2 separate regions of the Homo sapiens genome follow, and region 2 is linked to region 1. Evidence: read pairs that join two places in POLR2A ChIA-PET (ENCODE). Cell type or tissue: IMR-90. All regions are shown on one strand. Links, peaks and the distances in the headings refer to the core of each region. The heading gives the core; the rest is flanking DNA.

Region 1 (4,399 bases), core at 112-4,111:
GCTTCATAGTTAGTAAAATAATTCTGGAAGATGAAAAACCTTAGAGTATCCTTCTAATCTGGTGTCTTTTGCTTTTATCCTTCCTTTCTAGTTTCCTACCATTTCCTAGGTTTAGTCCTTTGTTCTCTCCTGCCATAACCGTGGCAGTTTTCTTCTGTTGATTTTTCTTCCATTTTTTGTTGGCATTAACTTTTCAAAACAAAGAGCAGTTCTTGTCATAACTTTGTTTAAAAGCCTTCAATAGCTTCCAGTTGCCTACTTGGTTTTGTAAACCCTACCTGGTGTTTGCCTGAGTATACCTACTCTGTCCTGTGATCTTTTTTTTTTTTACCTCTCTTTTTACTGTATCTTTTCTTCCCACTTAGGTGGTAGCCATACTGCCTGTTATAGAATGCTAGGCTTTGATATCTTTCTGTTTGTGCTTGAATTTAAAGTGGATTACACATCAGATTTTTTTAAGTTACTTTACTTTGTTGCATTCCAAGAAACTTTATTTTTTCTCTTTTCATCCATGTCAATTAAAGCATGACATGTTGCTAATATCAGTGTCTCAGGACATACCGGAACAGTTAAAAACAACAACAAAAACCCCCACCTTTTGTACTTGGGGGATTGGGTAGGAGAGCATGGGGAATATATTTAATAGTAAACTACTTTGCTCTTGGCAGTTTTTAAATTGCCTTTCTAGTAATTTAATTCTTCTGTGTATACCTGCTCTGAGGCAGTATTTCTAGGAGCAGGCCTCCATCAGTTATTTTTATCTGCATTTAATAATTTGTGACTGGATATAATAATCATGAACACACTTATCATATGATTAGAAAGAAAAATTCTAATTCCTAACCTGTCTTTTTAATATCTCTTTCAGCCTGCTCTTGAGGTTCACAGATGATACCTTTGATCCAGAACTTGCAGCAACAATAGGTGAGCCTGTGTTTAAAAATTCAATAGAAATGTCTAATATTTTCTTGCCTTTGGGCTTTTTTATCTAAATCCTTCTACCTTCCTCTTACCACGCCACCACCTCCATGTCTGTTGACATTTTATTTGTCCTTCAAGATTTAACTTTGGTATCGTTAAATCTCTTGAAGCCTTTCTAGATCTTACCAAGAGAAAATAATTTCCTTATCTGTTGTATCATGGGACTTTATTAAAACTACTGATATTATGGTTATCTATACACACATTTCTTTCCTCTATTATGGATTGTCTTTTATTTTGCAATATACAACAGTTATTTGAGTACTTACTGTATACCAGGCACTGTTACTAAGAGGTGGGGGTATAATAGTGAATAACATAAACTTGGTCTCTGTCATCATGGACCTAACAGTAAAGTACATTAATTGTGTATGTTCAGCATTTGCTACAGTGTTTGACATGTATTCTGATCTTTACATATGTATTCATATTAGTTATTAAGGACTGTTAGGAGCAATGATACTTAAATGCCTTTTAAAGATAAAATTTAGATGGCCTGAAAGTGGTTAGTCACACTAACTTATGAAAATATATGAGAAGATAGAGATAAGTATTTTGGTGTCATGTGTTTAGACCATAGACAACAACGTAAAGGAATGAAAAGACCGCTTGGAATAGTTGAAAGGTAGCTGAGCTGAGTCAGAGCTAGATAATAGTCTTGGCTTTGCCTTGAATTAGGTGTAATCTTGACTTACTAACTTCATCTGTAAATTGGGAGGTTTTGGGGAGAGAGAATACTTTTTTTTCCCTGAGCTTTAAAATTTAAATCATAAAATTTTAAATTTGATGATCTGATGAGAGTATAGTAAAGATGATCCTAGCAGTATTATTAGGGAAAGCAAATAGTTTATCTTAACTGCCTTTATTTGTTTACATTTATTGTATGTCTATTTTTTCAGACTCATATATCTGTAAAAATAGCAAAAATAATTCTTGTATATCCTACTAAATTACTCCATCCAAATGTTAATATTTGTCACATTTGCTTTATCATTCTCTCTATGTATACACACACAGTATTCTTTTAAAAAAATGCATTTTTTTCTGGTTTTTTAAAATGAATTATTTGAGAGTGGATTGCAGACATGATGTCTTTAAAATGTCTACATACTTTGTATATTTCTTAAATCAACATAGATACAACTCTATTGTCTATACACAGATTTTATCAGTTATCCCATTAATGTCCTACATAGCAAAAGACAAATAATCGTTTTGGGTTCAGGATCATACATTGAATTTGGTTATTTCTCTTCAGTCTCTCTTTTTTTTTTTTTTTGAGATGGAGTCTCGCCCTGTCACCCAAGCTGGAGTGCAATGGTGCAATCTCAGCTCACTGCAACCTCCGCCTCCTGGGTTCAAACGATTCTCCTGCCTCAGCCTCCGAAGTAGCTGAGATTACAGGCACATGCCACTGCGCCCAGCTAATTTTTGTATTTTTTTTTTTTTAATTTTTGTATTTTTAGTAGAGATGGGATATCACCATGTTGGCCAGGCTGGTCTTGAACTCCTGACCGCAGATGATTCACCCACCTCGGCCTCCCAAAGTGCTGGGATTACAGGCATGAGCCACTGCGCCTGGCCACTCTTCAGTCTCTTTTAATCTGAACAGTTCTTCAGTCTTTGTGTTTCCAGGGCCTTGACATTTTTGAAGAGTAAATAATTATTTTGTAGAATGCTGCTTAATTTACATATATTCGGTGTCCTTATGGTTGGATTCAGGTTATGCACTTTTGGCAGGAATTCCACAGAAGTGTTTCTCAGAGCACAGTGTCAGGAGGCACATGATGTCTGTTTGTCCCATTTACTGGTGTTGGGACTTTGGTTACTATTGGGTGATACATGCCAACTTTTTCCTCTGTGAAGTTATTATTTTTCCTCTTGTAATGAATATATTTCTTTTGGAGAGATACATCGAAACTTTATTAGATATCCTCCTTTTCATCGTATTCTTTGCCCTCTTATTTTAGCATCCATTGATATTTTTTGCCTGTGACAAGCGAGAAGGACAGTATATGATCCTGCTGTTCTAACTGTGGTGGCTATCAAATGACAATTTTTTTCAAATGCCATCACTCTGTCTACATATCTTATTTGGAATTCTGTAAGGAAGGGCTCTTTGTTTTATTTTTAAATTTGAGACAGAGTCTCACCCTGTCACTCAGGTTGGAGTGCAGTGGCATCATCTAGGCTCACTGCAGCCTCCACTTCCCAGGTTCAAGCAATTCTCCCACCTCAGCCTCCAGAGCAGCTGGGACTACAAACGTGTGCCACCATGCCGGGCTAATTTTTGTATTTTCAGCAGAGGTGGGGTTTCACCATGCTGCTGGCCAGGCTGGTCTCGAACTCCTGGCTTCAAGTAATCTGCCCACCACAACCTCCCAAAGTGCTGGGATTACAGGTGTGAGCCACTGCGCCCAACCAAGAGCTCCTTTTTGTTTTTCTTTTTTTGTGAATTCGGATTCTTTATATTCAGGAGTTTTACTTAAACTTTGAATCTGAAAGAAACTTTAGGAGGAGCTCATAGATTTGTGGGAAGAAGCAAATCTACATTATTTTCTCTCTTCTAAAATCATATTCCATGTATTTTGATCTTTTACTGAATTTTAACACATTGTTTCATCACTAACATAAAGTGTTTCAATAGTTTTTGTAACTCACACACAAATACTGGATTTAAAAGTTATATACCTGAGTATATTTTTGTGGCAGGTGGTCCACTTTACATCACTTTCCAGACAACTGGAATTTGAGACAATGTCTGTGACAGCAGTCCCTTTGTTTTCACCTGGCATATGTTCTCATCATACTGCTTGCAGTCATATCATGCTGCAGGTAAAAAGCTTTGATTGGTTTTTAAATCTCTTACTTTGTGAAAAATATTTTATTGTGGTAAAATATATATGACATAAAATATGCTATTATAACAACTCTTACATGTATAATTTGGTGGCATTAATTACATCCACACTGTCATGCAGCCATCACAACTATCTGTTCCCAAATATTTTTCATCACCCCAAACAGGAACTCTGTTATCATTCTGCAGTAACTCCCCATCACCACCAGCCCCCCATTGCCAGTTAACCTTTAATCTGCTTTGTCTCTGTGAACTTTCCTATTCTAAAGATTTCATATAAGTGGAACCGTATATTTGTCTTTTTGTGACTGGCTCATTTCACTAGGCATAATGTTTTCAAGGTTCATCCTTGTAGCATGTATCAGACTTCATTCCTTTTTATGGCTGAATAATACTGAGTCCTCCAACTCTGTTCGTCTTTTTCAAGATTATTTTGGTCATCTGAGACTCCTTGCAATTCCATTTGAATTTAAGGATTGGCTTCTCTATTTCTGGGGGGAAAAATGGTTGTCAGAATTTTGATGGGGATTGTGTTGAATCTGTAGATTGTTTTGAATA
Region 2 (4,399 bases), core at 68-4,067, 140 kb after region 1:
CACTTGACCTTGGGAGGTTGAGGCTTCAGTGAGCTTATCAGGCCACTGCACTCCAGCCTAGGTGACAGAGTGAGACTCTGTCTCTAAAAAAAATAAAAATAAAAATAAACAAAAAACAAATACATTTAACAAAAAATTAGGCCAAGTCCACTGGCTCACGCTTGTATTTTCAGCACTTTGGAAGGCCAAGGTGGGAGGATCACTAAAAGCCAGAAGTTCGAGACCAGCCTGGGCAACAGTGAGACTCTGTCTCTACAAAAATGTTTAAAAAAAAAAATTAGCCTGGTGTGGTGGTGTAAGCCTGTAGTCCCAGCAACTCAGGAGGCTGGGGCGGGAGAACCCTTGAGCTTGAGCCCAGGAGTTAAGGCTGCAGCGAGCTATGATCATACTCCTGCATTCCAGCCTGTGTGACAGAGTGAAACCTTGTGCTAAAAAAATTATATCCACACAATTCACTTCTGTGGAATATCTCATGTTCTGATACCACTGGGTGGAAAGGGCAACTCGTAACCAGCCAGGCAGCCTGCTGGAAAATGGGCCACCCAGCTCCACGCTCACCGATGTGGGGGCTGGCAGGGTCGCTGGCTCTCATGTATCGAGGGGTGTCTTCCTCCAGCAGGCGGTGAGTCACCAATCCTGTGCAGCTCTGCAAGAGGATGGGCTGAGTGTCATTTTCAATCCCTTCCAGGCGCCTGGCAATTCTTTCTTTTCTGTGAAATACACCACAAGAGGCAGAGTGAGCAACAGCGATCGAATCTAAAGGAAAATGGAATACTGCTTTGCCAAGCTCTCTTCTACTTCCTAACTCCCACTATAAAGATCTTACCTTTTCATTTCTAAGAATTCTTTCTTCTTTGGTTCAAAGATTTGTCTTAATTCTGCAACTGGAAGAAAACCAAAAAAGAACAAAATATAGTATTTAGTAGTCGTGCGCTCATTTTATTCACTCATGCAACGTGTTTATTGAACTGCAAATTTCAGTTCTTGATTCCTATGTCACAGTGACATGCAAAACTGACCAAGTTCCTGCTTTCTTGGAAACTGTTTCCTAGTAGGGGAGGCAGATGCCAAATGAATAAGAGTGTGCAGACACACACACACACACACACACACACACACATGGACACACCCTAGGACGCATCATCCTCTTCTAAGGTCAAGCTGAATATTTGATGCCCATAAAAATGACAGAGTTATCAAGGCAAAGCTAAGACATGCTCACTCAACATACTGTTTAATATGAAATATATATGTAATATATTTAAAATCACATACATTAAAATAATTTAAATAGAATGTTTTGTTGTATATATATTGTAACACCTAGCTATGTGACTCACGTATATGTCACATATATAGGTTGGCTAAGAAGTAAAATCCTACAGGGTAAGGCAGAAGGTTTTATTTCATCTAGGGGAATCAAGGGAGACCTGACGAGCAAGCTTTCTCTAGGAAAGTATTTTAGGCAGAAATCTCAGCAACTGTTTCTAACTTTTGTTTGATTTAACAAAGTATTCTAAGCTTCTATTATGGAAATCATTTACAGAAGTATAGACTAGGAGTGTGAACCCCACAGGGCCATCGGCAAGCTACAAGCATGAACTCACAGCCGCTTCTCCTCCACCCTGTCACGGAATTTGTCAATGGCTGTAACTATCTGATTGTGTTTCCAGCAGTGCCTAAAGTGGCCGCTTCAATTAGCTACAGTTTAGATGAACACAGGTCCTCCGCCTCCCTGCACAGGCTTTCACTGGAAGCAAATGTTAACAATGGTTTCCTTGCTATAATTTAGGTGGATGATGGGTAAGGTAATTACCCCAATGTTTCTGGCAGCACTGGAGAAACAGAACAAACGCTGTGCTGAGGTTGGGAGATTCTCACATGATACTGACTACAAGGATATTACTGAGATGCCAGACAACTGTTTCTTTGGAGAAATGGCCAAAGTTCATGGAGAATAAAGGTCTCTCTTTTTGCCTCCTCCTCAATAGCTTAAATTCATAAGGGCGCATCTGAGTGACTCCTATGAAGGACTCAGAATGGGGTGGGAGAAAGAGAGAGGGGTGGCTGGACAGCCTGGGGCCAGGGCCAATGAAAAGTTTTGAAAGGCTGAGTCACAGGAGAAACTCAAAGGAATTTGATGTTTGACTGCTTCAATTTCCATTTTCTTTTCTCTAAGTGGTAATTTTTAGTAATGAGTCAAAACTACACACACACACATGCACGCATACACACACACAAAGTTTTATATTGCCCTTTGTGTTCAGGGATAGAAGCCTTGTTTTTCTTCATTTATTTTTAAGTGATAGCCACCTTAAAACTTCAGTTGAATTGGCTTTTGTTGAGATAGCCGGCTTCAAAAAAACAAAACCTCTCTCCCTCTGACTTCAAAAAGGTCTCCCAGTTGGCCTCCCCAGGAATCAGAGTAGCTGGAGGCAGAGAAGTCCTTGTTCTAATCATGTTCCTATTTAGAAGACAGGGGTATAATGAGAATGGTGCACCCCGCCATGCGGCCTTGGGAGAGGAGGCTTGGTCAATAACAACAGCTTCCCTGTCAACAAATTAGCCCTAGTGGGATTATGGTGATACAACTTTAATGGCTGGTAGGACATATTTTGAAAATATTTTCAAGGATGACAAAAACCAAAGGGTTTTAATTATTTAAACCCCAAAGAGGAAAGTGGAGCCCTATTTTTCAAAAGACCACTCAAGAAGCTATCAAAACCAAATTCCAAGGGTGCCTAAAAGGTACGACTTGAACCCATGCCTCAAACCCTAACTGAGAAATAGAAAATATTAATAGGGTCCTGAGTAGCATAATCACATCCCCTCCCCTCCCCTGCCTTCCCCTTCCCTTTCTTTTCTTTTCTCCCCCCTCCCTTTCTTTTTGAGACAGGGTCTCATTCTGTCACCCAGGCTGGAGTGTAGAGGCACGATCTCGACTCACTGCAGCCTCAACTTCCCAGACTCAAGTGATCCTCCCAACTCAGCCTCGCGAGTAGGTGAGATTACAGGCATGTGCCACCACGCCTGGCTAGCTTTTGGTTGTCTTTTGTGGAGACGGGGTTTCGCTATGTTATCCAGGATGGTCTTGAACTCCTAGGCTCAAGGGATCTGCTTGCCTTGGCCTCCCAAAGTGCTGGGATTGCAGGTGTGAGCCACCGCGCCTGGCCTAACATGTCCCTTTTCTTGCCCCACATTATTTCAACTGGATAAGTATCAAAACCGTTAATAAACCGAGTATCATGTAACTTCCACTGGAAAAAGTTAAGATAGACTTTTCTTGGTTCTAATTAGAGACTGCTGAAAATCACTTTCATTTCATCCAAATTTTAATTAATTTTAAAATTTTTCTATAGAAATGCAACTAAAGGCATTTTAAAAAAAGATTACAACAGTGCATGGAAAAGCAAAGCAACATGTTGCTTCCTGCTATTTTCTATTTCCCATATTCCAGAAAGAAAGATCTAGTTGGGAGACTGTGCAAGCCTCCTGTCCACAGGAAAGGTAGACTTTCCTACTGCCCTTCCAGTGAACACTGCCCTCTGATAGCCATCCACTTCTGGGCATAAAACGAGAAATTCTCAGGATAGGATCTAGCAGACACACAGATGGACCTCATCAGGGTCATGGGCTCAGGAGGCTGGCTCTGGAGAGCTCCCAGATCACTATGGGGGCGCTAATGGCTTCTGAATGGGAAGTGGCTTTGCTGTGAGCTCTGCCGCAGGATGTTGAATGTCCCAGGTTCTTATAGTGATGCTAAATCACCCCCATTTGCTGTGACACAAAAATATCCTCATATATTTCTAAAGCCCCTTAGGGACTGCCCTAAATTGAGAACCATTGAGAATCACTGATTCCCCAGTACTAGAATTTCAAATACACAGCCTGTGCCTTAGACACCCAGGCCCTAGGTTACACAGTACAGACGCCACTAGCCCAGCACTGCACTCTTTTCAGTCAAGCCTAGATTCAACGCAAAGCTATGCCAAGCCTATTGCTCCTGGAAGCTAGAATCCATCAACATAGTGGGTACTTGAAGGGACACCTTAGGGTCCTCTCTGATCATTTCACTGAGGAATTAAATGAGCTTATAAATTAAATTGTCCTTTAAATGTATTGGTGAGCTTATTAATTCCTAGTGAAAATCTATAGTGAATTTTAAAAGGAAAATAAAAAAGTCTCCCCAGCAAACAAATGATGACCTCTCAGTCTATTCTTTCTAGCAAATATATTTTTAATTACCAAGATATGCCTCATTCCTACAGAAACGGGATTATAAGAAATGATGTACAAGACAAAAAGAAGCAACAGAGAGACATTTTGAGTTTTGCCTCTTTTCCCCATGTCTGTACTAACATGTAATATAATTAATGTGTATTATATTACATATCTGTTT

What was found. ChIA-PET counts read pairs that join two places held together with the same protein. Peaks named below come from ENCODE experiments on the same cell type or tissue, not always from the same donor. Only the 100,000 strongest peaks of a DNase experiment are listed, where the experiment ranks them.
Region 2: POLR2A ChIA-PET joins it to region 1 with 9 read pairs; 3 of 35 experiments call an interaction of 5 or more read pairs at or near these places.

The regions. Positions count from the first base shown.
Region 1 is chr10:29,414,489-29,418,887 of GRCh38, forward strand. SVIL-AS1 (SVIL antisense RNA 1) reads left to right here. Exons shown (of 3, transcript NR_110927.1): 2 at 869-924. Among named protein-coding and RNA genes, the nearest start is that of SVIL-AS1, 7.2 kb to the left of the region's middle. In IMR-90, for the core only: no CTCF peak of the experiment used is centred there; no DNase peak of the experiment used is centred there.
Region 2 is chr10:29,554,225-29,558,623 of GRCh38, forward strand. SVIL (supervillin) reads right to left here. Exons shown (of 38, transcript NM_021738.3): 4 at 827-884; 5 at 559-710. The coding sequence starts at 834. Among named protein-coding and RNA genes, the nearest start is that of MIR604, 11 kb to the left of the region's middle. In IMR-90, for the core only: no CTCF peak of the experiment used is centred there; a DNase peak (open chromatin) is centred at 2,137; H3K27ac peaks cover 972 bases.